Regions from separate parts of the Homo sapiens genome. Here region 1 is linked to region 2. Evidence: read pairs that join two places in POLR2A ChIA-PET (ENCODE). Cell type or tissue: PC-9. All regions are shown on one strand. Links, peaks and the distances in the headings refer to the core of each region. The heading gives the core; the rest is flanking DNA.

Region 1 (15,917 bases), core at 2,555-10,554, 73 kb after region 2:
ATCTGTTGTTTTTCTGGCTGGCACCATGATTTATGTAATATATCAGTAGAACGACATCTCTCTATCTGTCTCTTGGATAACAAAGTACATATGGAAGTTTCTTTATAGTGCTTTAACCCCCTGATTACTAGAAAGGTCCTATTGACTATTTATTGTATAACATCTAAGTAAGTTAAAGATGCTGTCAAATATTTGAATATTTCATTTTTTGTATAGTCCACTCTCCTTATCCTGGATACTATCATGTCCCCACACTCAAGGCTATAGCCTTCTTTTTCTCATTGGGTACAAAAAGTCAGCACTCAAGATTTGGGTGACATTCATCCCTATTCAAATTAAATTATCATAATATCCCAAATTACTCCTTATCGATTTGGTGCTAATTATAAGGGCTACATGTATAGATTTACTTGCCATCCCTTTTTTTAAGGAAAAAAATATATAAATAATATAGCCCTCCAATATGGTGAAGCATAATGCAATTCTTGTATTTTTGGTAGTGCACCAACACCAGTGATGACATCAGCACAATGCACTGGAGCATGAAATAGAACAACTCTTTCAACCTATTTTGGATCTCACACACACACTCACAAACATCGTGAAAATCTTATGCAAACTTGGAACCCTCTCTCCAGAGGAATATATATTTGTCCTTACATAAAATTTTGCATTAAATTTCAAGAGGTTCGCAAGTCAGAAGAACATAACAATATGATTCTGTATGTCTTTCAAAGAGAAAGCATTGTTTTAGCTCTCTAATTAATCCCATAGGAATAACATGGTGAATTTGTGTTGTAGCTTGCTTGTAACAATTGTTTCTGGGCTAGTTAGCTTTCTTGGAGCTAATGAGGAAGGGGGTCAGGGTTCAATTCATTTAGGGGTCAGTTGGTTGTCATACAAAGAAAAGACCTTTGCCATATTGCTGGCCCGCCATCTTGCAAATTTATGCATTTTTCTCACCAATGAGCGAATGAATGGCTAAGAACAAACTATCACTTTTTCTAGAAATAAAACTCACAAGTGCCTTCTCTTGCTTTGGGAACATCGATAATTATATAATTATTGGAAGCAGCAATGTGGTATAGTAGAAAGAAAGAGTCAAGAGACCAGAACCAAAGTTTTCTATGAACTAGCTGGCTGTGTGACTTTAAGCAAGTTATTTGGCTTCTCTGAGTTTGTTTTCACATTAAATAAGAAGGGCAGACTAGATAAAATGAAAGATTTTAACTCATAGTTTCTGGTATTAAGGATCACCACATATGGAGGAATTACAATTTCATATAGTAGTAAAAATGAAAGTACATCCTAAATAGGGAACCTCTGACAGTATTCAAATGATTCAGCAGTAATACAAAGTTCCCAAGGTGAAGCATTCTTACTGCTGTCATTGATAATGGGGAAACAATTCACAACAAATGCTACCTACTGATTTACTGTTATAGTTGATCTATATGAATTTGCATTAATAAATATATATTTTGTGTTGAAGTCTATGCTCCTTAGTTCCTAGGGAAGAAAATACACATTCACCATTAAGTTAACAAAAGAGGAGAATATGATTTTAAAAATATTTAAAACCTCCTTGGTTCAACAGAAGGGGCCAGAAGGAGATCCTAAAAGAAACCAGTCTCTTCTATAAGTCAGGAATATCAGATGGTTTCTCTGCATAGGCTGATGAAGTAAAGTACAGATTAAAGCACACAGTTACTTAACTTTCACTGCTCATAAAAACACTACCTACATTTGAAACCTCTCTATATTTCATTTTTTACATGCACCACTTACTACACCTGCCGACAATATACACACAGAGATAATGGATAGATGCTATCAAGTCACGCTTAATGGTGGTTTTTTGTAGTATCAAAAAGTGTCTTTATTTTCATTTTTTATAGCCTGCTAATTTGGCTACAAAATTAATGCCCATTTAAGGGAATATGGTGTGGGACAACTGTGCAGCAATATTAAGTGAGGAAGCCATATGTTTCTCAGCCCCACCATACTGTCTGTGACTGCCCCTCACCCCTTGTGGATTAGCTTTTTCTATATATAGGCCTGCAGCGGGTGGAGTGCCTTTTTTTTATTACAGGTGTTTGGTGGAGATCATGTTAAATAAAGGTTTTGAAGAGAAGCAAGTCTGTGTAAAACATTCAGAAACAACAACTTGCTTTCATTTAAGATGCAGTCCAAAGAGACTTGCTTCAGACTCTTAATTTGTATTATTATCTTTATGTATCATAAGTGACTGCCTATCCCTAGATAGCTGACACAGTGCTCAGAATATTCAGAGCTGTCTGGTTTTAATATCTTATAGTTTGTTTAGAAAAGTAATGGAAGCAAACTTATTACAGGACTAGATTGTGACCAAAACTGAAAATACATGTCATCAAAAAGACAGTTTCCTATTAAATTTCAAGAAAGGTACACTTTCTGGGAAAGAGATAAAAAAAACTAATGAATTATTAAGTACATCCACAATACAAAATCCTCCCCCCTTCTTCTTTTCTTTTTTTTTTTTTTTTTTTTTGGCAAGTTGTCATTATATTCTCTTGCAATTTGCTGGTTCGGGGCATAATCTATGATACAGCAGCAATAGGTAGAAACACCCAATAAAGTCAAGAGGGCCTTCAACTAAGGAAAAGGTTAAACATGGCCACTGATAACACCCATCATCAGAAATTATATTATCATGGTTTCCTTGAGCTCAAGAGAATTCTCTTCCACTGACTCATTGGCTGCCCAAATTAAAGTGTAGGTGTGCACAGCCTCAAAGAGGAAATCAAACAAGAGAGAGGGTATAAAAACAATACAAGTGGAGAAGCATGAGGTTTATATTTTTATGCTAATGTGCTAGTAAGAAAAGGACTCCATTTAGGGAGCAATAAAGAAAGGGTGGGGGAAAGGCTGTGAGCAGATCTCTGTAAAAAACACAGAGGCTTTCTATGCAGATGGGGGATTTAAAAGAAGTAAAATGATAACCACATAGTCAAGAGACTAGAAAAGAGACCTTGATGTTTGATAGTTGTAATAACCTGCAGAGTGCTCTAATGGCTCGGGGATCAGGTGCAGAGCTACAGCAATAACGAGAGCTGAATAATTATCTCGGCCGTATCTGTATCACCAAAGTCCCAGCGTATGAGCTATATAAGGAGGCTTCTGCTGCCTCTCCAAGATTTCCTGAAATGTTAAATCACTGATTTGGGAGCACTTCCAGCATTAGTACTGCCCAGTTAGAAAGAAATAAAGCCCAGAATTCTCCTGTGGCAGTTCTAATGTCTTTGTTAATTATGAATTATGGGTAAACATGCAGACTCACAGAGGTCATGGCTGTCAGCAACAATAGTTTTCAAGAAGGATTTTTACGAGGGTCTTTTTCACTCCACCATAATGTCCATTTTATATACATAAACAGAGCCAGGCATACAAAAAAAAACGGTGTTTGCTTTTTAGGGGAGTTGTATTTTTTTTTCTTTTTTTCTCCCTCCCCCCCTCCTTGTGTAGAGGCATGTCGCTGCAGCCAAAGCAAAGCGGTTCATAACTAGAGTTCTCCTCTGCGACTGACAACAGCTGCACTATTCCAAGGACTAGGCGAAAAGAGTCACTGGGGCTGAGGCTAGGTTAATGACCAGACACTGAAAACCACCTCCTTCTTGTTAATAGAGTAAGCGGCCAGTTGGGTAACCTGTCAGCAATGGTCACCTTTCACATACAGTGGAGAAACAAAAGCTGCATACAGTATGCTTGATTAACCTCACTTAAATGGCAATGCTGATCTCAAATCTATCCCAAGAGTGCATATAAACAGGATTAAAATTATATTATGTGTGGATCTTGCCCAACAAAAGCAACTGGCACAAAATCATTTTAATTAGGTGGTAGCGGCTGTAACTCATTCAACTTTGGCATTAATTCTTTTTGTCCCATCAAAGAACTTCTGGGACCTACTTATAGTGTGGAATAAGGGAGATGTTGAGTAGACAGCAAATCATTCTGGTGCCTCAGCTTCACGCATAGGGTATTGGCATACTGACAATTGGTTAAACTGTACAACCAGATCAGAATTTGTCCAGAATATTCAGAAAATCTGGTGCAATCTTTGTACATACCTTTTTCGAGGTAGACAGCAGATTCAGAAAAGTATTTTACTATATTGACCTTCAAACGGTCAGAGAATGCTAGTATTACTAGTTATTTTGGAGGCAATTTTCTTTGTACATAGCAAACTTAGGAACTTTATTAACCTCTGGATGTAGGAGAACTACAGTTCAGTATTAGGCCCTCTTCATTCTTCTTTCTGCCCTTTTTCTCCTAGTCCATTTAAATGAAATTTTCTTGTTGTGGGACCTGTGAGGACTTCCCAGGTTCCAGCTTAGAATAGATGTTACAGTAAAACCTCCCCACTGACCTTTCTTAAGAAATGTCATTTGTTTACTTGAATCGATTTTCAAGATGAAAGCTGAGTAGGGTTAATTGTACCCTAGATCACATAAGAGAAGGTTCACAGTGAAGAAACTTTCTCTTCATTTTTACAGGAAACACAGAAATGATATGAAATGAAAATCCATAGAGCATGCAGATAACTCCAATATCCAGAAGATGGTTCCTCCCTGCCCAAGTGCTTACCAACAATGGGGCCTCACTGTACAGACCTGAGTTAACTGCAAGCCCTTCCATTTTAAGAAATATTCTATTTTAATTCCGGGTTTCTAATAGCATAGCACCAAAGAGTTAGCTGATCCTTCTCAATAGATTCAGAAGGGCATAGAAGGAAGAGTCCCACAGATGTTGCTCCTAGGCCCAAGCTTCTCCCACACCATTCCCTATTCCCACAGCCTAGCTGAGCCCCATATTTTACCCTGCCCTTGTAAAGAGAAGGGGTAACCAAAGGCAAGGTACATTTTTTTTTTTACAATAACTCATAAGCAATTCAGCAAACCAATGTGGCTCAAGTATCCACCATGGAACAGGCATTACCTTCCCAATCATCCCATGAACCTCCACCACACAGTTCCTTAACCCTGGGGAGCACTGAGATTGCACCTATACCTAGGCCCATCCCCAAGAATTCTAATGTAACTGGTTATACAGTCAGTAAATATTTATTACTACTATGTTATTATTAACCATCACTACCTAGATAACAAAGCAAATCAACAAGTCAGAGTGTAAAAAGGGAATCTGCCACTGGCTTTAACTCGGAATTCTTAAAATATTTAGAGACATAGATGATTTTCTGACTTAGAGAATAATAACTTACAGGAATTCTGACCATAAATATCTTCAAGTTCTAGGGAAGCTTAGTAAATAAACCCGACTATTCTGAATAATAGATAAATATACAGAAGTGGTAAGAAAGAAAACGCTTAATTCAATGTGAAAACCAAGTGAAAGTTAAGGCAAAGTCTCTTGGGATGACACAGGAAAAATGTGGTTTGGCTTCCTTGATAAGCCACGTGGATGTTAAAGAAGGTGGTAATGAGAGAAAAATCCAGAGCCAATAAAACGAGCTACTTTGCTAGCCAACTTTTGAATTTTTTTTAAAAAAGGAATTGTTTTATAGCATCCAAAAACCAATTCTCATTTCATAATTTCTTAACCCTGTTTGGATTAAGAAACCAAATCATATTTCTTAGGAACAAAATAATGTAAACCTTACTGTGTTTAAAAAAAAAAAAAAAAAAAAAAAGTCGTCTTTTGCACCTCATAGCCAGAGCTCAGAGAACCTCAGGAGTCAAGAGGGAAAAGGTGGGGTTGATCTCAAGTTTGGCAATGGCTATTGTGAGGGAGGCGATTTGACCCACTCAAATGTCTCCCTGAATCAAGCTTCTATTTTCTCTCTATTCTTATTTTCACTTTTGCATTTTAATGTTGCCTGAATCTATTCCAAGTGTCCTTTGCCATGGCAACACCTGCAGGTGAAGGCCCTGCTCCTCGCTGCCAGCGTCGCCAGTGACGAAGAGGCAACTAATCACTGCACAAGGAGAGGAATGCAATCTCCAAGACACCCATGAACAATTTGAGTATAAGGGTGTCCCTGAAGCACCCTCTTCTCACAGGTGTTTAACCTGTTTAGCCATACACCAGGAAAAGAGAAAGTAAACAAAGACCCTTTCTTTCCCTGTTGTTTGCATTTTATCACTCATCTCCCCAAGACTGATTTATTTTCTAAATTTGCATTAACAGCCCCAACGTGTCAGAGTTATTTCAGCAGCATGTAATAGGGCCCCAACAGTGGAGAAGGAGAGCTCTACTTGTTCTCCCTCCTCCACACCTCTGAGCCCATGAGGATCTGAGGCCAACTCTAATGCTACCCCTTCTATGCCAAATGACAATTTCCAGGGCCAAGGCATATGACATTCCTGCCTTCTAGGCCTTTGCCAATCATTCCACATTTCTGAAAAGACTCTTATTCAGAGATGTTTTCAGTCAGACCACCTATGCTTCCTATTCATGCTGTCAATAAAAATAGAATGCTATCCACTTCTGTATGATGTTACAGCCTTTCAACTCAGGCCCTTAACGCACTTCATGAACTTTCTCTGGGTGCCAAGTACTGCTCTTCTCCCCCTTCTCCCAGTGGACAAGCAGGCATACAAGAGTCAAGAATCTGACCCAAAGCCTGACTTAAATAAGTCAACACTAAGGATAGAAAAAGCCTTGAAAATCTGATGTTCTAACCATCCACTTACCCAGCCTCTCTTTGTTCGTTATAATTTCTGCAATACCTTAGCAGGTCAAGGAGACCACAGCTGGCAAAGTACTATTGTTATCTGTGGAGACTTGTTGCAGTGTTCAGTGTGATTTAAACTTCTATGTAAACTTGCTGTTTCTTTTCATTTACAAAGTTAATATATTATCCTCTAAAGTTGGCAATAGGTGGGTCTGACTCACCCTGATTGGGCAAAGATAATCACAGGGCTTCAGCTTTTTGTAGGCCATGAGAATCTAAATTCACCATATAAAACCTCCATGTTTAATTGTTTTGTTTTTAGGAAGTCCCTTCTAGAAACATAGCTGCCAGTGATGTTGTATTCATTCCCCCTCCAAACGTAAAATCAAAACTTTCAAGAGGACGTTTTGCTCTGGAAACTTCTGAGATCAAAGGTCAAAAGGTTCGTGATGGGCAATTGGCTGTTAGTCTCCTGAGTCATCTTGATGGACTAAAGAATGTTCCCGGTGGCTACTCATTCCTCCCCACCCTACTCCCAGTGCCCATAAAGTCAGTTTGACTGCCCTCCCCCAGCTTTCCTGAATAGTAAATTTCCACTTTCATTGTTGGGATAATTTTCCTTCACAAGAATTAATTCTCAATGGTTTTTCAGTCCTTATTTTAAAAATCCATGATTCACTCCTAATGACTGGTCCTGTCAGTTCTGCCTCCTAAATATATCACAGATACCTCTCCCCTCTCTAACCACACTGTCCCTTTAACCAAGTCCTTCCTTGTAATTACAAGTGAACTATGCCACGGTTTATGCTCCTCAAGGGCCAGGATTTTTGCCTGTGTTCTTCACTAATAGAGTTCAAGCATCTAGAACAATGTCTGGCACATAGTAGGCGCATCAAAAAATACAGGTTAAGTCAATGAGTGATTAACAGAATTTCACGAAAGAATGAGTGAACAGACAAGTTCAATACTCTTAAAACGAAACTCCCAGTTTTCAGCCTCACATCTCTCCTCTCCAATCTCCATACCAGAGCCAGAATAGAACTTCTAAAATACACATCTAATCATATAATTCCATCCCTTAAAGTTTCTCAGTAACTCGTTATCCACTACAAGCTAAAATCACTCAACAAATAAGGCTATTCAGGATCTGGCCCCTGTCCCATTTCCAGCCTCTCGTTATTCCTCCCATACACAACATGGACTCTAACCATGCTGAGCCGCTTTCATTTTCTCAAACACATCATTCTCTTTTACATTTGCTCCCTGGCTAATGCTGCCCTCTCTGGTTTAATACCTTTGCTTGCCCTGTTTACCTGTCATTCTCTACTTCTACTTTGGCACTTCTATTAATATTGTTCTTTCTGACATTTCCTGGCCAGTTCGTGCTTTCCCTTCTGTGTTTCCATAGCTACATGATTACATGGCTATCTTCCCAATAGACTGGGAGTCATCTTTCATTTTGGTATAATCTACACCTAGCACAATGTCTGGCACAAAGTAAATGTTCAATAAATGATCAAATGAGCCCATAGCACTACCATAGGAAACTCAATGAATTTAGAATTCGAAATTATTTTAGAAATCCTCTAACACCACCTTCAGACTCCTGGCCTGCCTCTTCTTAGCTTTGCCACCCGGGGAAAGTTATTTAATCTGTCTTTGTTTCAGTTTGTTTATTTGTAAAATGGGGATAATAGTACTTTTCTAATAAAGTTATGAGTATCAAGTGGATTAATACACTTAGATTGCTTAGAAAAGTTTCTGAATCTGAGTTAACTCTCAATATATGCTTGTTATTTAAGGGAGGGAATTATGCAAAAATATAAGATACAGAACCTCAGATACATTAAATGTTAAATTATTTGTTTAAAGATGCACTACTAGTATAATCAAGATTATAATTAAAGTTTCCAAACCTCTCATACACAGTATAACCATAACCATATGATGCTCGTTTCCAAATGAATTATGAAAACTTCTACATATGACATAAAGATATAAACGTATTCCATGTAGAAGATCATTTAAATTTTGAATTTAAGTTTTTAGATCCCCAATTTATATATTTATGCTGTGTACATGAAGTACAAAAAGAGAAATTTAAAATAATAGCATGAAAGATAAATACACATACAAGTTCCAGTATTTTCTGACAACAAATGGATCATGGCACACTCCTCACTTAGAAGAGTCCTGGAATTTTTCACATAGAATTATAGTTTGGTTTTCACATATCTAATTTTCCTTCTAAATTGTGAGCTAGTTGAAGACAAGAACAGATTTGAACAAGACTTGAAAATCTTTGGATTTAAGTGCAATTGCCTAATATCATGCTGAGTTCTTAGTAAATACATAGTAAGTATTCCTTGTATTCAAAAAGGATGTGCCATCAGGGTGTAAGCTAAGAAAGTGTAGTAGTGTCAGCTTTTATGGACATTTGAGCTGATTCCAACAGCCCCTAGTTGAAATATGAATTCATCTCCATATTTCCCAGAGTTTCAACTATAACAACTTATACACAAACATGCCCAAGAGAATATGTGTTGATCTCTATCTCTTAGGAGAATGTACACAGGACACCTGTTTTTCTGGAAACTTGCTCAATAGAATTTTAGATAAAAGACCAGATGACCATAGTGGAGATTTGGGAATTATTAGAATGTTGCTCTGCCCATGCACTGTCCAGGGCTAGTAGCTCTCGAATTTAAAATCTTTACATAAGATGATGTCAGGCATGTAGAAAAAACACAGATAATTCTCCAAAACACAGTTACTAATGGTTTTTATCCTGTTGGAAAGAATTTAGATGTGGCATTTTAGCTACACTAACATGGATAGATTAAAGGTATACTACATAAAAGTTATTATCTTAATAAACAAACAAGGACTAGGAAGTCTTTGACCATAAGCCATAATTCTTTTACATTTCTAGATTTCCACCTAGCTGTCTAGTACTGAAAGTTAAATGTTCACAACTGGAGTTTTGGCTCAGCAATTGCTTAACTTTTCATTGCAATACCTCTTCATGGATGTAAAATGGATGGATTTTGCTTTAAAAAATAATACTTTTTTCTTATAGCTTTTTAAAATTATAATTATTTTGTGTCAGAAATATAATTGTACTCCATATTGAAAGGTAACCCAGTGGGGGAATAATTTTGTACAATTACAAAAAGTTTTAATAAAAGACTGATAAGTAAAGTTTTAAATTTTTAATGCATTCTGCAGGCAGTTGAATGCCTTTTGCCGACTCTGTCACTTATCATTAAAGCTGTGTGAAAGGGAGGCCTACCTGTTATACTTGACTTGATTGGCAAAAGTGTACCCTGACAAATAAAAGTGAAAGAGACAAAAGTCAAAATGAAAAAAAAAAAATTAAAAACACTCACAGTTTCATAGCTAATTTAACATTAATGCCTCCCTTTTACCCACAAAAATTTCTTTGTATTTAATATTCTGTTCTTACCTACTTATTAGCCTACCATTGTGACTGTTAAATTCCTGTATAACATACAGCAATAATTCATTTCTGTAAAGGCACATCCAATTTCCAGGGCATGCTTTTTGGCTTAATTTGAAAAAATTACCCTCATTTGACAGAGAAAACACTTTTCAACATGCACAACCTACACATTTATGTGCAAACTAAATCCAAAGAGTGTAATCTATCTAAGCTTTCTGTGATGAAGGCATCATGAGAGCCATCCTGCAAGCTGCACTGAATTTGCTTCAAGGCTACAATTTGACGTCTTCCTACTGGAGTATCATGCTAGTGTTTGATTGTTTGTTTACCCTGGATTCTTCAGATCCTAAACAACCCACCCAAATCTTTTTCAGTTTCTTCAGGTTTGTGTCCAGTGAGCATCAGCAGCCTGCATTCTACTGCACTGTCCACAGACTAGGAAGATTCAAGTTCTGTATTCAGCTCCCTCTGCCCTCTTCAAACTGGCATGGATAATCTTGTGGCAAACATCAAATTGTCACTTGGTTTCATGTGTCTGTTGCCTAATAAGTTTATTTTGGATCAGACTGATTTCCCAGCATATGCTCAAGATAGAATCTTCAAATGATGCAAAGTGGGATTTTCAAATTATGATCCTGAGCATTTTTTTTTCCTTATCCACTTACATGTAATCTAAAAATAAATACCCAGGCTCCAACAGGATATGACAACTTCAGCAAACAAAATTGAAAATAGCTGCCTTACAATAGTCTCTCCCTCCAAATGAAACAGGGGAAAATATACCTTTAGAGAAAAATACAGCGCCTGTTAAGGAACAGACAATCTACTCACAGCAGGTTTGTGAAGAGAGGCACAAGGACATAAACAGCTCAGGATGGGTATCAAGCAAGGAAAAAACCAGCCAGCAATCACTGTGCTGAATCCCGGAAGGGGCGCGGGGAAGTGGTCACAGGTGATTGTCATGTGTGATAATTATTATTACTGTACACCTGCTCCTCCGCACTAATTAACTTTGGATATGCAAATCAATCCTATTGCATCATGCCCGTGCTCTCCTCCCCTACAGATAAGAAGATGTTCAGCTGCTGGATTTAATTAGGATAATGAACGCCAGGCCCACGGTGGCTTGGCAGGGGAGGTGGGGGGGAAGCTGTGACTGACCTTTTCTCCCAAAACGTTGACATTTTCTAAGGCTTCTGAGCACTCGAAGTCACCTCCATGGCTGGGACATTGATAGGAGCGGATTGATGAGGTGTCATTAGAGGAGAGACGCCGTGGCCCCAGCGTTTGCTGGGAGAATACAGCAGGTGTTCTGACAAGGACACACACCATCACTGTTATTTGCCAAACAATTCTCTTGATTCACTAAAGTCAAGCATGCCAGCATTTCTTTATAAAAGAAAACAAGGCTGCTTTTCATATCCACCCAGAGGAGAGGTCATCACTAAATTGCATTTCTGAATTACTTCTCATTTCACATCAATATATTAAAAAGGTTTCTATTATTCCTCTCCCTTCACATCTTCCTTTCCTCTGCACCCCTCCAATCTCCCCCACCCTGCACTGCCCAGAATCCTCATGGCATGGAAGCTGAAAACATTATGCGATAGTAAGTTAAAAGGGGTTAACTTTGTTCATATTAATCCCTATAATTCCATTCCTATAACATAAGGTGACACAAGGGCTTCTGTTATCAAATGGAATGAGAGGGCAAAACGGCATCTTCTCATTTGGATATCTGGCCTACTTGTTTATCAAAAAATTGTTTGCAATTACATATATATATATATTCCTTATTTGAATTTCAAATTCAAAGATATGCATACAAAATAATATGGAGGAACATAGACTCAATACTGTTCTGTTTTTCTCTCTCTGATCATTTACTCAGCTTTAACTTTTTAGCCATCTGTGTGCCAAGCTTTTCCTATATTTTCCATTCTGACAGTGGAGTTTTATGTAGTAATAAAATAATACCACACTATCTCTCTTTTTTCTATTCTCTTAATGTGTTAAATTATAATAGAAGAATAACTTTAGAAACTAGTCAATTTCACAAAGATATGAAATAAAAGCCCCTTGGTGTATCTGAAAAACCAAACTGATCAGAGCCCAACATGAAGGCAATGCTAGAGTTTCATTTCTAGAATGAAGCAGAAAGGTTTCACAAATTACACCTGGATTTAAATAAAAAAGAGTGCGGTATAATTCTGTGTCTATAATCTTGATATGGTGCACATCGCATGAGGTTTCTTCTAAGAAAAAAGCTTTGAGGTGGTTTACATTTGTTTTAGATCCAAGAGATGACTTACTACTCTTTCCTTTTCTCTAAAAAATGTCATTAATACTTGCATAGGGAAGTATTAATTCCTTTGTAAGGAAGTATCACAAATACTAGTATATATTCAAGTAATATGTTAGGGGGTGGAGATAAATTGATCTTTTCTCCAGTACTTTAAAAAATCAGATAGTTAAACCTAGAACTCTAAGATAATATAGAATCTAATAATCTAATATAAAGAAAAACAAGTGCAAGAAAAACTGCTATCTTTTATTTTTTTCCTCTGAGGTATTACAAAGTGTTGGAATTTAGTAATCAGGGTTTATCTCTTATAACAAGATAGTTACTAGAATGTTATAGGTTACAGCTGGTTGCAATATTCCTTATTTTCTTATTATACCCCTTTCATAATGAGGTTTCAGCATACACTGTTAGTTAACATTTGGCAAGGTACAGCTTTAGAGGTTCCACACATAAGGCTATCAGCAAGGAGCAGGATGTGTCATATAAAATGGGAGTGAACATTTGAAGTTTGCTTGTGTTTCCTTAAAAAAAGAAAGCTAGAGAGAAAGCTCTAGATCAATCATTTTATCATTTGGCTTATTAATTGCTACTTTATTTAGACTGTCTCTGCAATTACTAGTAAAGGTTGTCTCTTCCTGCTCCTTTATCTCTCAATCATGTCTCTTCAGTTCTGCACCTTCGGATATAAAGCTCCCACAGCTCTACCTAGAAATATTTTGGCTAGCTCTGTCTCCCCTCCCCAGCTTCAGTACTTCTCTACAAAAGCCTGTGAAACTGATTTCATTAAGAATATTCTCAAGTATGTTGGCATTTTTTATTGCAGCACTTGTTCATTATCAATCTCAGAACTAGAGAAGTAGAATTGTTGAACCAAGAACCTGGACTCTGAATCTTCAGGGAGGCAATGTCTGACTGCGAAGAGCAGAGCAGCTGAAGGCTCCTTCCCCAGCTACAGACACCTCTAGACCTTGACTCCTTAGACAAGAGGCGCCAGTGGTTTCACAGATCTATGTGCTTAGTACAAAAGGAAGAAAAGGCCACCACCACCTCAATACGACTGCAGGAAGTCATGGTAGAGGTTCACATCCAAAGAGACCACATTAAACCAGGATTTAAGAAGTTAGAACTCAAAAGTCTTACTTTCAAGTCACAACTTTGATTTGGGAGGTCCACTTAAACCTCACATTAACTTTCTCTCTTTGTTTTATCTTGCTGGCTATGTATCCTTGGGCAAGTTCTTTTCTTGACCTCCCTCAACCCCAGGCTCCTCATTACATCTATAAAATGAGGATAACAGTACCCCATCAAATTTTGGTGAAGATTAAATGAGATAATAATGTGTATGTGGTTCATAGTATTCAAGTTTTTCTAAAAAAAAAATAGACTTTAGTGACTTTCTTCTTTTTTAAATTTTTTATTTTTAGTTATTATGAACACATAATAGTTGTATATATTCACAGCGTACATGGGATATTTTGATACAGGCATACAAAGTATCAAGGTAATTGGGGTATACAGACCTCAAGCATTTGCCATTTCTATGTGTTAGGAACATTCCAATTTCACCCTTTTAGTAATTTTAAATTATATAATTATTGTTAACTATAGTCACCGTATTGTGCTACTAAATATGAGATCTTATTCATTATATCTAACGTATTTTGTACCTATTAACCATCCCCACTGCATATGGGCTTCCCTGCTTTCTTCCCACCCTCTCGTAAGCACCAGTTCTATTCTCTATCTCCGTGAGTTCAATTTTTTTTTCTTTTTTTTTTAGCTCCCACATATGAATGAGAACACGTGATATTTGTCTTTATGTGTCTGGCTTATTTAACCTAACATAATGCCTTCCTGTTCCATCCATTCAACTCTTAATAAATGTAAGAAATATTACAAGAGTGTCTAATAACATAGTATATACGATGTGTGTTTGTGTGTGTATAATGAAACCAATCTAGTGGTATTTTTCAAAACTGCATACCTATGTGTATATCTTATCAGGGAATTGTGAGCATTTTTAAGCTATTGCTTGTAAGATCCTTTGGCACCTCTCTTTGGGCACAGTGCTTTGTGTATTACTCTTTGAATAGGAGAAATATATTTATTATACATAATCATCATCTCTTTTTTTCTACCAAAAAGATCATAATAGCTAGAATGCTGGATACAAATATAAAAATTGAATACTAGGTCCCTGTGATCATTGCAGTTGCATCTTTTCTGAATTTAAGAGCATATATGTTAAATCCTTCAATCTGAGAAATTTAAGAATGTATCTAATGAACTTTATAAATAGAAATCTAGGAGTATTCTAGATACTTTTTGCATACAATTTAAGCTCAGTAATACAACCTATTGATTATTTGCTTTGATTTTTATTTTACTATTTGACCAAAGCAAGCAGAAACCTATGACTTTTTAGACTTACCCTATTTTAGGCTACAAATATATTACCCACTTTTGGGCCGACATAGTCAATATGAAATCTGTCACAAGATAAAATGAAATCCTCTGTATTTTGTGGTGGAGACATCATGGATTAGACTTAGGGTCAGAGGACCTGGGCTGTCATCGTGGCTTAGTTCTGAGCATACTATGTGACCTCTTGTGAACCACTTCACTTTGCTGAATGTCACCTTTCTTTTGTATGAAATAAGTTAGACTAGATCAGGGCTTCTCAATTCTTTCATGTGCATACTAATCACCAGGAGATTTTGATAAAATGAAGATTCTGATTAGTGGGTCCAGGGTGGGGCCTGGGATTGTGCATTTCTAACACGCTCCCAGGTGATGCTGATGCTACCAGTCCACAGGCTGCACTTTGAGTAGCAAAGGACTGCATATGTTCTTGGACAACTACAGTATTATTTTGGGTTTCTATAAGGTTATCCATGAGAAAGCATGTCATAATGGCCCCAAACAGGGATCAGGCACAGATAATCACTAACAGAGTGTCTAATACTTTACAGTTAGCAAAGTGCTTTCACATCCATTGAGTCATCCTAGCATTTCTGAGAGGAACCTAAACTCAAAAATGTTGAATCACTGGCTCAAGATCACACAGTCACATGGTCAATATGTGGCAAAGCCCAGGGTCAGATGTGATCTTCATCTCAGTTAGCTGTGCTCACACACAACCATGATTTCCACTGTCACCTTTGTGCTCAACAGGCCCCCAAATGCATCAAAGCCAGAGAAGACCTTACAGCCTAATTTCATTTTATACACAGCCATATAATTATTTATTTATTTAAAGTGATCTAAATATTGATCAAATCTAATGTTTACCTGTTAGAGCTGATTTAAGACTTCTATTTTCTTTCACATCTTTCAATTATTTTTCTGCTGCATCCTATTAATCAAGTACAGAAAAGCCTCTCAGACCAGCATGTGCATTTCCAGTTTCAATTGCTACAGTACATGAGTTCTAGATCTTAAAGGCCAAAAAGCATCTATTTGACTAAAGAGCTATA
Region 2 (15,917 bases), core at 3,946-11,945:
ACGCACACACACACAACGACATAAACACTTGTGCACCCATGTGTATGTGTGTGTATAGATGTGTAAAATGCACTGTTTCCTTAAATTAGGAAATTCTTTTTTAATTCTGAAAACAGTATATAAACCAAAAGGTGCAGCGCCAATAATTTTATGAACTTCCTATATTGTTTAGTTTTTAATGTTTTATAATTTATTAAATGACTTGTTATAATAGACTCAGTATTAGTATATTTCATTGATAGTGTGTAGGAACTTACTCAATTCTCAAAAAATGATGTTAATATTGTTCATGTAAAGTTCAAAATACAAATTTGGTAAAACATTAACATTAAAATAAATGATTAGCTAATAGATCAGAAAAGACACACCGATTGAAAGGAATACAATTGAAGAAGCTCATAATGGCAAGTTGCGTTGGGATAGAAATGTATCTATATAGGACAAAGAAAAATACCCAATTTCTATACCTACCCAAATCAGAAATGATGAACTAATGATGGAAAATCCTTAAAAACAATTATTCTTAAGAAAACACGTTCCAAGATCATCTGCTTTATGAAGTAATGGGAAATAAATGTTTTCATCATTCAAAAGGTATGCAAGACACATTTTACTCTTAAATAGGTAAAGCACATGTTTAAATTATTTATTAGAATAAAACCTAGTTCCATCTAGATTATAAGGCAATAACTCAATTTTAATGATATGAAATTAATAGATAGCTTTTTCTGGAACTGAAGGAATAGTAAATCCTTGCTACAAATGACTGAAATACAGAAACAAACAGCTTAATCTTTTTGGGTTGTAGAAATAAAACCCAAATTATGGCTGAATAACAGAAGTATATTCTATAGAAATCTGTGCTCTGCACAGTGAAAAAACTTAATGGTGGACATGTAAGTAAAAAGGTTTAAGCTCTGACAAATAGCCAATGCCAAGAAAGCATTACTTAACTTTCAAAAGAATAATCATTAGCAGAATGAAACACTCTACTTCCAAAGAGAAAAACTCATGGCAAAGCCACCAAAGTAGCCTTCTAACCTAAACCATCCATCAGCCAGGAACCATGGACAACATAAAAATGTCGTATTTCATCAGCTCTGCATTCAAGTGCATGATGTTGATCCAGGCTGAGAATTAAGTGAAAAATGATTTGCACCAAAACCAAAATGTTTCTCATCCATCCTATTTTGGATTTGACAACTCATGGCTCTTTCCCAATTTTCCCAGCTTTTCACCTCTACATCTAGGGTTCCTCCAAACAAGATATTTATAAAACCATAATCTACAGACTATAAGATAACCATCTGTTTTCTTTCCTTTACCAACAGCAGCAATATTCATTCTCTTCTCTCTCACATTTCAGAATAGATGCTCTTCATATCAGACACCACTCATTTTTATAGTATTGTCCAAAGGGTTGACAGCATTGTTTTATAACTACACCCACCTTTCTCCCTACTTTTTTATAGAATTTGGAAGGGAAAATAATAGGAAGAAAAATAGAAAATGCTTTGCTCCACAACTGCAAACTTAATTCCTACACCTATGAATTCCCAACTTCTTCTGCTCACATACATTTGTTCTACCTCTACAATCATCAATCTTGCTAATGCAACAGCGAGCATACTCGGCCTTCTTCTAAAAGCAACAAGAAGATTGCCCTTTTTCAAAAATTATTCTGTACTGTTCTGTGGCCACAGTAGCACTTTTCACAGTTGGGATTATTCTCCACATTGTTGTATCCAGTCAAAGCCACTCAAGAATTCCTATGGTCCCAGCAGCACTAAAAATACATAACAGCCTCCTTACAATAATGACTGTGAATCACAGCATTCCTCGGCTGACATAAGTAGTTAAAATAGTTGAAAAAAAAAAAAGTTAAATAAAACTTTTTTAAAAGTTCAAGTAAAAAAAAATGAAAAGGGGGTTGAAAAGGACTCCCCTACCGTCTAACAATATTAAAGTCTGTCTCAAATTTACAAACGTCCTCAGCAACATCAAATGCCGCAGCTTCAAACACAGGCGCCAGCTTCAAGCCCGACAGCTTCAAATGCCGCAGCTTCAAACACGCGCGGCAGCTTCAAACGCGCCAGCTTCAAACAGCCTTGGGGCAGCCATCTTGCACACGCTCCAAGGAGCACAACCTCAGGGCCCTTAGGCGGCCACCCCATCCCAGAGGCCACACAGAGGCTTTGTTGGGGAAAAAAATGGGAAGAAGGAAAAAAAAAAAGAAGAACAAGAAATATAATTTGCAGACGTTAAATTAGCCCATAGAGGGAGCTCATATAGCCCCATAATTTCACAGTAATTGGAATCTCCTGTAATTTAAAATGTAGCCCCATCATTTGTTAGAGAGAGCTTCCAGAGGTCAAAGAGAGCATGTCTTACTTCATACCGATCTCTGCATGCCTATAAAATGCAATTCCATTTAGACCCCCTTGACCGTGTGTTTTGTTATCGCAACAAAAAGATGATGATTCTTGGCTACATGTTCTCCAAAACCAGCCCAGAAATTAAAGTGACTCGTCTATGTGTGCTGTTAGGGTGAATCCAACTGAATAAAGACCATAATAAGAATAAAGTTCCAACAATTAGAATTGTCATGGCAATAACCTAAATGTCCCCCATTCACGGCGTTCGTTTTAGAAAGCTATGAGCTCTCTTTCAACCTTGACTAGAGATACTCTCGTGGCTATCCATTTCTCTCGCTGTCTAGAGTCCTTAAACCAGGGATGCTGCATGTGCCTTCAGACAAAAGAATAAAACCGGAAAACGAAATGATATAATGGCAGAGAGCCTTTTCAATAAAACATGAGAGGAACAAAATTTTTAATTCTGTGGAAAGATTGAGGAGAAAGTACACTCAAAAATAAAAGAAACATCTAAATGTGCAGCTGAAAGTGGAGATCTATTGTCTGCTCTTGTGAAACAAATTTTGAAAGGAAACAATAGTTTATATTTATATAATTCTTAAATATTCAGAAAGTTTAAATTTATGTAAAAGTGAAATGGTTTTCTAAAAAACATTTAACCTTTAAAATAACATTATTTCTATCTTAAACGCAAAGAATGAGGAGAAAGCTCAATATGTAGGGCTTAATCAAAAACTTAATATATGTGAATTTTATTCTTTTTGAGATAATCTATTAGGTGCTAGGAAAAACATATCCATTTCAATTTAATGATTAAATGGTATGTTTATATCTTATTATTGTTTCTTTGTAATATACCTACTTGGTTTTGGAGCTATGATTACCTTTCCTTTGTGGAGACTCATTTGCCTGAAGGTGTGGGGCAGAGCTCAATTTAAAACCCACATTCATCACATCTGGGCAAGTTTCTATGTCAGGAATAAAAAGTATCTGAAAATTTTCAGAATTTGCCTCCCTACTCAGTAGAGAGTATTCCCTGCCTTATTTATTTCCTATCTTAAAAGTGCCTTTATTTTCAATGTGTTGATAGTTTCCTGATTGCCATCTCTCGTTTCCAAATCAACCAGAAAAAATCAACAACACTGTAGATATGATTAATCAATAACAATGCCATACAAGCTCAGATTCTCCTGCGCATTTAAAGCAAGATAATCTTGGGGAGGCTTTTCCTGCTTTGGCAAGTATCTGGGCCACCAGGAAATTCGTGTTGAACATGGTGGGTGACAGAAGATGCAAAGAAGAATGGTTAAGGTTTAAGGTCTCAAAACCATGTGAGCTGTTACAAATTGTGAAATCATTCACCAGTGATGGCTTATACTTGCCATGGATCTATGAAGTCTTGTCAATTGTACATGTTCATGTTCATAAATGATATAAATGATGCCAGATGACTATCAAATACAAGCATCTATGTTCAAGTGTTTAGTGCTATGTATTATAGAAGACAATAATTGATAAGTTATCTGGAAGTCACTAATGATCATGAGCAGGAACAAAGAAAGTAATATTTGTTACACAGGATACGTCGATAGTTTCTGTTACTTGGCATTAAGAAAGTTAGCAATCAAGGGTCTTCTACTGAGAAGAAAAACAAATTATGAAAACATGAGTGTAGCCTCTGTTTCTCACTTCTTATATTAGAAGAAATTGCAGGTTACAATGTCTTACTCTACTATAAGCCTGAATATCACCTGACACACATTCCAAAACTGAACAATATTTTATGAGAAATAGGACAAATGAAGCCTGTTGAAAGACAATAATCCTCCTCCTTCTCCACCCTTAAAATTAAGAAATACAGTAAAATTGTAAAAATGAGAAAAGGTAACACCTCTTTTATTTTAAGCTCTAACCAAGCTTGTTATCATGATGGTAGAAGATACACATCCTACAGGTGGCTATTGACCTTTCACCTTAATAGAATAAATAAGATGTTATTTCTCACACTTTTTAATAACAAAAATAGAAAATAAAGGTAAAACTCTATCTGGAATGGCTTCACACATAGATGATTAGCTCGCTTTAAAGTTTAAACAAGAACTATTTTTGATAGCTCAGTTTCCTCACTTAAAATCTTTTAAGAATACAGCAGTTCCTATTACCTATAGCATTTCTGACCATTTTGAGATCCTGAGCCCACCTGATCATCAATATGATTATGATTATAGAAAATTACTCCACATGTAGATGAAAAGAAGATTACACTGAATGTATCTCATTCTATAAAACTTATTTTTCATTAATCTTTGTGGTTCCTGCCATTTGTTTAGCCTTAAGTTCAAAACATCCATGTGATTCATGAGTTTTGGTTTGTTCATGTATACATAAAAGCATGCTCTGAGAAAGATTAAGAAAAATTACCACACGGTATTCCTGTAAGAATGTGGTAAGTCAGGTTCCCACATGCTATCTGCTCAGAAGCCTAATTAGCTTCCTGATCACCCAATTTCTAGAATTGAGAAGGTAGGGTTCAAAATTTTTACAAAGAAACAGGAAATCAATGCAAAAATAGCCTTAGTTATCTGTAAGTCTGACCAAAGAAGAGCATACCTTTCTCTAAAGCAAGAATCCAATGACGGAAGACATATGGAAATTAACATAAAGCCATTGGTTAGTTAGTGGGAAACTTTTGACAGTTAACATTCTGCAGGAATAACTTACCCACACTTAAATATATTTAGCTGGCACATCAAAAATATTTTCTATAAGTTGCTTATATTTGAGGACTTGTTAGTGGGCAGATAATGGTGGAAAAATGAACCACTAAAATGCATTAATATAGAGAACTTTTCTTACTCTACTGCAGGAGAAACCTGACAGAAGTCTGTACTGGATTTATTAATTAAACTATAGATAGTGGTAATATTTTCCACAATCACCAAGCTAAAAAACCTTGAGTATACCTTTAACAAAAATATAAAGAAATTATATATTTAAGCCAAAGAGTGGGAGCCGGGGGATGCTTGAAGTAAAGGCATACTTTAATGGGAGGAGGTATAGTATGACTCTAATGTTAGGCCATTATTCCTCCTTCAGAATGTTACTGAACTTAGCCTCCTAAATCTGGTGTGGCTGCATAATCTATCATTTAAAACTGTACCTTTTGAGAGCATAAGTAATAGTAATAGTTAATCCCAGACAAAAGGTCTAAGGTACAGTGGTCTGTGCAAACCAGGCTCTATAGTTGCCCTATTTATAACAGGATGATTTGAAACAGCTGCTTTCCACAAGAAGCTGTTGCTAGCACTGGACATATTTTGAAAAAGTAGTTATTTGGGGGCTACTCTAAAAATAAGATCTGGTCCAATTTAATAGGCATATGTTATAACAAATTCTGAAGATAATAGGTTGAGGACTTGAGTTTGTTCAGACCTACAGGAGCTGCATGTGTATCTAAACATTTTTCACATCTTCCAGCTCCACTGCATTAAATTGCAAAATATAAATAAAAAGTCAAACATTCAGGCATAGTATGTGACTTTATAACTTTTTACCCATAAAGTAAGAAAGGATTATACCGGCCCTATAAAAATGCTTCTTTTTGTGTGTGAGTTATCAATGAGAATATATATATATACACACACACATTAACCAACTGATAGGAGTGTATTTTGTTCTAAGTTTTTTGTGAATTAAAACATGCTTTTTTGGCTTAACCATTTCAGAACATCTGTGAGATGCAACTACAAAATGGAAATTGCTTAACAAACTATGAATTAAGAGAGCTACAATTTTGTTTCCCTTTGTCAAGGGAAAATAAAATAAATTTTCCATCAGTCACAATGAGAGCTAGAGGGACTGATTATTTAAAATACAGTAGCGCCTACATTTCTCCAAATATTCCCCAAGACATGGCATTTGTGCTGAGTGTTCAATAATTTCCTCAAGCTGTACACCTGAAAAATATATGTCTCAAGTCTGGTGTTCATAATCTGGTAGACAACCACATGTGTTCACAGCCCATATCTTTGAGACAATTATTCTCTTGGGTATGCAAATATACTGGGTTTGCAACATGTTTATTCAAAAGAGTGGGCAAGAATGTTTCTTATGTGAGCATCTGCAGGTTTCCACTGGAAATCTGCATACAACAATACCTTTTCCCATGAAGTCATTTTTTTAAAAAGACAGTTACACATATTTTAAAGCTTTTCCAAGAGTTCAAGAAACTCAACTCAGTAATCATTTTTCATTAAGAAAACCAGATGAAAGAAACAAAATTAAAGATGCATGTTAGGACCTATTACCCGGTTTATTGTTTAAATCTTTGCATGATATAAGACACAGAATCCTAACATCTGTGTGTTTCTAACTCTCCAGCCTGTTCATCATACCCTAGCTACCTGCTATCCCACTGCTGATTCTAGGTTTAGCCTCACAACTATTCAGATATTTTCTCTTTTCATTACCAACCTTCTCACTTCTTTGTGGGCATAAATTTAAAACAGTTTGAAATTTTTTAAAAAACTAAAAATATTTATCATAGTAAACATATTAATGTACATGTATTGAAAATTGATACTTAAAGTACACAAAGAAGTGAATATATATTTGAAAGAATATTAAATGTTATATATACATATGTACAAACACTAAAGCTTATTGATTTGCCATAATAGATACATATGTAACTAAAATTATATATATAAACAACATTAAGCCCAATAAAGAATAAAAGAACCATTTGTCTTAAACATCCAGGAGATAATTTTGACCATATTTTATTACCACATCAAAAATAAATTCAATAACTTCTCAACAACATACTTCATAAGGCCACATTTTCTTTTCCTAATACATTAAAAACAAAAAGATAGAAAAATTCTATTTCAAATTACGATGAATTATTTTATTTAAACCAAATCTACCAGTTATACAAATTAAAATACTAGATAAAATATTTGAAAATTCCTTTAAAATATTTAAAGAGATTTAAATATTTAAATCTAATACGATTTCAGAGCTAACAACTGGTGAGAACTACAGGCACGAACTTGAGGGTAGGAAGAAGAAAACGTGAATATATAAATTGTATACATGAGCACTGCTATAGTTTGAATGTGTCTCCTCCAAAATTCATATTGAGATTGAATCCCCATTCTGATTGTATTAAGAGAAGGAGCCTTTTGTAAAATAATAAAGGTATGAAGGATCTGTCCTCATTAATGGATTAGTGCCTTATAAAAGGGCTAGAGGGAACGAACTTTGGCCCTTTTTGTTCTTCTGTCTCTTGCACCATGTGAGGAGACAGTGTTCAGCCCCACCAGAGGATGCAGCAACAAGATGCCATCTTGAAAACAGAGAATAGCCCTCACTAGACACCAAATATGTCAGCCCCTTAATCTTGAGCTTCTCAGTCTTCAGCACTGTAAGACAATAAATTTCTGTTCTTTATAAATTACCCAGTCCATGGTATTTCGTTATTGTAGCACAGAAAGACTAAGCCAAGCACCAAACTGCTTTTACCTAGAAGGTGTGTGCTAAGTTTACCAAAATGTGCTATAGGCAGAAGATAAAGGAAGTCAAATCCTAGGGCTTCCTATAGCAGGGAGTCTGAGAGGAGACTCCCTCACGTTAATCTGGAACACGAAGAGTTGCGTACCTAATATGAAAGTTATCCATAAGCAATGCCTTGTAAGTACCGCAAGAACAATTGAGAGAAAAGAAAGAAAAGATTTTAAAATGTTCTTTGAATAAATGTTGTCTCTGGCAAAACTTCCAGTAGATTTGCTTTCTAGAGGTTCCCAAGAATGCCAAGTTTATCCTGGGTTAAAAGTACTTTCTATTCATCACAACTGCATGCACTAGTTAGAAGCAAATGTAAGTCTGGCAGAATGTGCCTTCATTTGGGGCCTCAAAAAATATACTTTTTCAAGGGCAATTGGAGTACACAGACAAAAGGAACAAGTACAAAAAAGAAATAGGGTACTCATGTAAGCCAGAACCAGCAGAAACAGCAGACAGTAAACAGAGATGTGCATCAGATATTGAAATTACCAGATACAGTTCATAAAGCAACAACACTTACTATGTTTAAAGACATGAAAGATACATTTCAAAATATCAGTAAGGAATAGAAAACTATACAAATGTAAAATACAATGAGTGGGAGCTCTCCTGCCATCAATAGCAAATGACATTATTTCAGACCAACCATCTCAGGGAAAACAATTGCAAAATTTGGACAATATATTTATAAACATATTTATACGTATTTTTCCTATCTCCTAAATATTATATTGTCCAAATATATATATATAATTTTAACAAAAATTATGTATACATATGTCCAAATTATATATATTTAGGAAAAGGAAATATATATGTATATTTCCCTATTCCATACTGATATTTAAGTGTATATATACATATATATAAATTATATATAAATGTATATATGAAATCATTTTGAAGAAATTAGAGAGATACCAAGGTTCTAAGAAGAGAATAAAAGCCTAGCAAGGTGAGCCCTGTAACTGAGACTGCAGGGTGATGGCAAATTTCATGCAGGGATTTTGCAGGGACTGAGAAACTGAGCAGATATTTTAACAGATGTGCTAAGTTGAAAAAACAAAAATTAGAGTTCAAGAAGAGATGACCTCATATATACCTCAGGTTTTCAGTTTGGATTTCAAAAGGTTACATTCTAAGAGTAAGTGAAAACTGAAAATAAACCAGTTCTCACAAGTACCAAAGCTCAGTTTCAAATCACTTCAATTTCTTATAGGGTTGAGGTGACTCTGTATTATTAATGTCTCTACTCTAACTGCCTGTCAGAAGCAAAGGTAAATGCATTCTGGAGAATGAGAAGGTCATCCAGAGACTTTAGATATGTTTGCAGTCATGTACAATGTTTGGCAACAATTAACATAACCAGGCCTGGAAGAAAACAAACATAATAAAAAACTTGGAGTATAAGCTGAGTACAGTGGCTCATGCCCGTAATCCCAGCACTTTGGGAGGCCAATGCAGGTGGATCACTTAAGGTCAGGAGTTCAAGACCAGCCTGGCCAACATGATACATCCTTGTCTGTACTAAAAATACAAAAAATTAGTCAGACATGGTAGTGCATGCCTGTGGTCCCAGCTACTCGGGAGGCTGAGGCAGGAGAATAGCTTGAACTCAGGAGGCAGAGGTTGCAGTGAGCTGAGATCATGGACTGCACTCCAGCCTGGGTGACAGAGCAAGACTCTGTCTCAAAACAAACAAACGAAAAAAAACTTGGAGAATATACAAACCACACAAGAGTCCTAAAGAAGATCTATGTAGTGGACCTCAGAGATGCTGAATTAAAAAAAAAAACTGTAATTAATACATCCTAAGAAGTAAAAAACAATACTGATGATGTTAGCAGAAAATTGGTAACCTATAAGTACAAAAAAGAACCAACTGAAAATTCTAGAATTAAAAAGCACAACTTGAAAACAAGAACTCAAACAGACTTAACAAAAATTTGAATAAAGCTGAAAGGACTGTAAACTGAAAGATAAATTAGAACATAATACTAAAACTAAATTATAAAGACATAGAAGGATAGAAAATACAAAAAAGAACATGAGATAATTAGACATGATGAAAGTGTCTGAGTTCCAGAAAAAGAGAGCGTCAGAATAAGTATTTCATGAGAAAATGACTGAAATTCTTCAAAAATTGATATAATATTACAAAAAACAGATATGAGTGAAACAATACATTTCAATAAGAATAAATATAGGTAAAACACCTTTGTACATTTATTATAGAACTTATGAAAACCAAAACAAGAAATATATTTAAAAGTAGCTAGAGAAAAAAGGCATATTGCATGCAAGGAAGCAACAATAAGACTAACAGCTATTAAATAAAAAGTATGTAAGCAAGAAAAATCAAATAATATGGCATCTTGAGAATGTTGATGGAAAACAACTACCAACCTAGGATTCTATATCCATTTAAAATATAAGCAAACTATAGGGTTTTATTTTTTAAAAAAACTCAAAGAATTTATTAACAGTGAATTCATACTTAAGAAAATTTTAAAGGGATTTCTACAGTCAAGGAAAAAAAGATAACAAATGAAACCCAGAGAATCAATAATGTGTTCAGAGCAATTGATAGGGCAGATATAATTCTAATTGAATATTGGCTGAGTGGAATAATATATAGTTGAGTTAAAAACTATATGTACAATTAAATACAATTGTGAATGTCAGAAGAAAAATCATATGTTGTGCTATAGTGCAGTTAGTAAAAGATGAAGCTAACAAGCTAATAGAGGGGAATTTTAAAAAAATAATAATTAAAACAACAAACAGAAAAGAAGGGAAGAAGAAAGTGAAAGAAACATAGGAGACGTAATACAGAAAAAAATAAAAAAGAACTAGTTAATTTAAACTCAAATATATCCCATATTACATGAAATATAAACATATGTTGTCACATTAAATACAAAAAGTAAAATTCAATATACTTGCTTTCTATTAAGAGTAATACTACAAATATAGGATATATATTTTGAAGTAAAAGAATAGGAAACATCTCATGTAAACAATAAAGAAACCTAGTGTAGGTATATTAACATCATTCAAAATACATTTTAAGACCAGAGGCAGTAATAGAGATTAAGAAAGCCATTTCATAACAATGAAAGGTTCAATTTTAAATGTATTTATTTATCTGAAATATAGACTTAACAATATATAAAGGAAAAACTGACATTTCCAAAAAGGAAACATAAACAAACTCACAGCTAAAATGGGAGAATCCAAGAAATATAACTTAATCACTGATGAATCAAGTTGAAATGAAAATCCTCAAAAAAATAGATCTGAATAACAAAATTAATAAATTTGAGCAAATTGACATATTGTAGAAGACTGCATAAAACAATTGTTAAAACTGGAAATATTCTCACCTATAAATAAAAATGCAACCAAATTCAAAGGATTTAACCATATAGAATATGTGATCTAACCAAAACAGAATTAACCTATTAATACTAAAAAGATAAAAGAAAATCTATCTGTATAGGTACACATGTGGATATAAATTAATAAATACAGCACTAAATAATTCATGAGATGAATTTGAAATCAAATGAAAATTAGAAAATATTTTTAACAATAATGAAAATAATACTAAAGGTAGAAGGGGAAAGCTAAAGCCATGCTTAGAGAAATAATTTGTAACCTTAAATGAAAAATTAGAAAAGCTGAAATCAATGTTCAAGCATACTTCTAAAAAAATGAAAGAACAGCAAATTAAATCTAAACAAAATAAAAAGAAAATAACTATAAGAACAAATAAGTGAACTAGAAAAAAAAAATACAGGAGATGAACAAAGCCAAAATTTGGTTCTTTAAAAACAATTTAAAATTGGCAAGACTAATTTTCTTAATTAGTCTTACAAAGAAAATAAATAGCCAATATTAATAAATATGTGAACATTCTTAACGATTCTGTATATCTCAGAAAAATCACGAGAGTATTTGAACAACTGTATGCCAGAGGTTATTAAACTATGGCCTGCTGTCCATATCCACTGTCTGTTTTTATATATCCATGAGCTAAGAATGGTTTACATATTTTTAATGGTTGAAAAAAATAAAAATAATGTATTATATGTGAAAATTATTTGAAATTTAAATTTCAATGCCTATAAATTACATTTTACTGGAACACAGGCACACTTCATTCACATATTATCCATGCCTTCATTCATGAATAGCTATGAGAAGCACTGTATAACCACAAAGCCTAAATTATTTTACTATCTGGCCGTAGATACAAAATATTTGAGGCTGGGCATGGTGGCTCATGCCTGTAATCCCAGCACTTTGAGGCCAGGAGTTTGAGACCAGCCTGGCCAAAATCGTGAAACCCCATCTCTACTAAAAATACAAAAATTAGCTGGGCATGGTGGCATGTCCCTGTGGTCCCAGCTACTCGGGAGGCTGAGGCAGGAGAACCCGGGAGGTGGAGGCTGAGGTGAGCCAAGATTGCACCACCGCACTCCAGCCTGGGCAAACAGAGCAAGACACCATCCCAAAAAAAAAAAAAAAAAAGTTTGCAGACATTTACAAATAAATTTAAATATTTATATTAAAATATTTATTTAAATATTATACATATTTAGATTAAATTAAAAATTCCTAGAGAAATAAAACTTGCCAATAAACCACAAAAAGAAAACAGATGCCTCAAGTCCACTGTTAGAGAAAATGCATCAAGAGAAAAGAAAAATAACAATTTCTCAAATATTTTTATAAAAACATTAAGGCAATAACCTGACGAGGGCATTATCAGAAAGAAAAATTACATATCAATCTCACTCATGAACATAGACGCAATAATTTGAAACAAAATATAGCAAAATAAATTCAGCAATGTATACATAAGATAATGTATTACAACAAAGTTGGTTTATTCTGGGGGAAAAGTTTATAATACTCAAAAATAATCCAAATAATACATATTATCATCTATAGAGATATAGAGAAATATTTGAGAAAATTGAATCATAATAAATAGCCCTAGCACATTTACAAGAGAAGGAGACCTCCTTATTCCAATAAAGGCTGTAGGACATCTACAGTAAACATTACACTTAATGGTGAAATACTGCAAGTATTCCTGTTATTGGGAATGAAATAAAAATGCACGCTGTTACCACTTCTATCCAACAATGTACCTATTACGAGAAGACGAGAAAAGATAAATGGAAGGATTAAAGACTGTTGAGGAAGAAATAAACTTTCTTATTTTCAGATGATGATTGTATATGAAGAAAATTCAAAAGAATTCACAGGTACTTTAATTGAATTAATAAATAAGTTGGCCAGGCATGGCGGTTCACTTCTGTAATCCCAGCCCTTTGGAAGGCTGAGGTGGGAGGACTGCCCGAGAGGTCAGGAATTCAAGATCAGCCAGGGCAACATAATGAGACTTTGTCTATGAAAATAAATAAATGAATAAATATTAGCCAGGAGTGGTAGTCCTGTAGTTCTAGTTAGTCAGGAGGCTGAGGTGGGAGGATCACTTGACCCCAAGAGCTCAAGGCTGCAGTAAACTATGATTATGCTGCTGCACTCTAACCTGGGTGACAGAACAAAACCTCAACTCTAGTTAGTTAATTAATTAATTAATTAACCAAGTACACAAGTTTGGTGGCTTCATGGTCAATATTTTTTAAAGCATCAATTACATACCTATGTAAAAGCAACAAAAATTAGAAAAACTAAGTTTTTAAAAAAATATGTGCAGTAGTAAAAAAATCTTTAAATATCCAGAATTAAAATAATAAAAGCTTTGCAAATCTTCTGCATTGCCAAATAACAAATGTTATGAAGGAAAATTGGAGTGTACAAATATATGGAAGGATATAACATATTCATTGATTGTATTCAACATTTTAAAAAGTTGGTTCTCAAATATATAGATTCAATAATCCAACCAGCTACCCAGCAGCATTTTTATGAAAATAAGACAATTCTAAGATGTATATTGAAAAACAAAGAATAAACAAAGTGAGAGGACTTTGCTAGACATTTATTACTGTAAGTACAAAATAATTAATATTGTGGCATTGGTGCAAGACAGAATAGTCCAGTGAAACAGTTTAGAGGGTCCAGAAACAATCAATATGTGGATTCTTGATTTATGAGAAGAGTGTTACTGCAGATCAGCAGGCAGAAGCTGGTCTTTTCAAAATGTTATATTGGGTCAAATCGATATCTACAGGGAACCAAAGTAGATGACCTTTTGTTTCCATTAGTGGGAGAGTAAATATTTTGAAGTAACCATATGAAATACAATATAATGAGTTACAATGAGTTAAAATACTTTCAATCTTCTTAAAAGTTTTACATAGCTAACAGAAGAATAAGGAACTACCAAGCTGGGTTTAAAAACTATCACCTGTCCAGAGAGAATAGCTTTTAGCCATAAAGCCATTTGTCTACTTGAAAAAAGTGGTGAGAGGTAAAACTAAGTAAGATTTCGTTTGTCTTAGAAGTTAAGAGTCCTGAATGCAACTAAGGTGGAAACCCAGCTACACCAATCCTATTTTGGGTTGAGATTGTGAAGAGCTGCATATTTTGAGTAAAGTGAACCAGAAGTAAACTGGTTCTCACAGAAACTGCAGCCTAACTTTAGTCTTCTGATTGGCCCAGGAATTTTCAAACATTGAATATGGATAAAGAAAATCAGAGATTGCTATCTTTCCCTAGGTGCCAGGCAAAAGGAAACAAAAGTTCTAGATAAACGAAAATAGCATTATCCTAAGCCTTAAAATATTTTTTAAAATAATGTTTTAAGTACACATCCAATATACCAAGTATAAAAGAGGTAAGACTAGACGAAAAAACCTACAGAAAAAATAAAATGGGCAATATTTACAGACCTACAGAAAATCCAGGTTCTGTGATTATTAGACACTATAAAAATTAACACTGTAGAACAACTCATTTTGTTAGAGACAAAAGCTACATTTGAAAAATTCAGAAATGAAGTGGTAAATATATTACATAATATCAGATCTGATAAAGAGTCAAGTAAAAATTCTAGAAAAGAAAATTACAAAGACAAAAATTAAGGACAAAATTAAGAACTTAATAGACTTAGGAACTAAAGAAATTAGAAATGAAATAAAAATCAGAAGAAACTACCCATAATGAAGCAGTGAAAGACAAGGAAAAAGAAAACATAATAGAAAGCAAATATTTAGAGGATCCCTGGAAAGGTACAATACATGTGTACATACATACCTAATTAGAGATTCAAAAGGAAGCTTCTTTAAAGTCAGACAGTAAGACTAACAAAAGTTTTCTTAATACTAAAATTGGAAGCTAAAAGAGAATAATATCATATATTTAAAATACTGATATAAAACAATTGTCAACCTAGAATTTAAAGAACACAATTAATAAATTTGACTTATTGGACATACATAGAATTAGAGACTACACATTCTTTTTGAGGACACAAGACTTACAAAAATTGACCATATACTCATATGTACTGACAAATCAGAAAAATTTCAAATGTTTAATATCGTAGAGCATTTTTTCTCTAAATCAACTGTAATTGCACTAGGAATCAACAACAAAGTAGAATATTACATGTATTTCTAAATTAAGAAATATTTACATCTAAAGTACTTATGAGAAGATAGATAATATTTTCTACTGACTATTAAAAAATACTACCTAGAAAAATCTGAGTGATATAGCTAAAGCAAAACCAAGAAGAATATTTATATTTCTGGATGTGCATATTAGTAAAATTAAAAAGCTAAAATTAAGATTATCATCCATCCCAAGAAGAGAAGAAGAAACAAAACAGAGCTGAAGGAAGAAAATAGTAAAGATAATAGCAAATAGTGAGAAGATTAACAAATGCAAACTTCTTTATTTGAATAAGAAATTGATAGTCTTCTGTTATAAATGATCAGGAAAAAGAGAATGTATAATAAAGTAATATTAAGGGGGAATGAAAAGATGAAT

Evidence for each region. ChIA-PET counts read pairs that join two places held together with the same protein. Peaks named below come from ENCODE experiments on the same cell type or tissue, not always from the same donor. Only the 100,000 strongest peaks of a DNase experiment are listed, where the experiment ranks them.
Region 1: POLR2A ChIA-PET joins it to region 2 with 22 read pairs; 2 of 35 experiments call an interaction of 5 or more read pairs at or near these places.

The regions. Positions count from the first base shown.
Region 1 is chr2:57,875,209-57,891,125 of GRCh38, forward strand. It overlaps LOC124907769 (a long non-coding RNA gene), which reads right to left and starts at 11,450. Exons shown (of 2, transcript XR_007086324.1): 1 at 11,298-11,450; 2 at 9,870-9,999. RefSeq lists silencers at 3,005-3,084, 5,332-5,532, 15,329-15,378. In PC-9, for the core only: no CTCF peak of the experiment used is centred there; DNase peaks (open chromatin) are centred at 2,693 and 7,153; H3K4me3 peaks cover 1,953 bases; H3K27ac peaks cover 2,659 bases.
Region 2 is chr2:57,800,342-57,816,258 of GRCh38, forward strand. No RefSeq gene overlaps it. Among named protein-coding and RNA genes, the nearest start is that of VRK2, 240 kb to the right of the region's middle. In PC-9, for the core only: no CTCF peak of the experiment used is centred there; no DNase peak of the experiment used is centred there.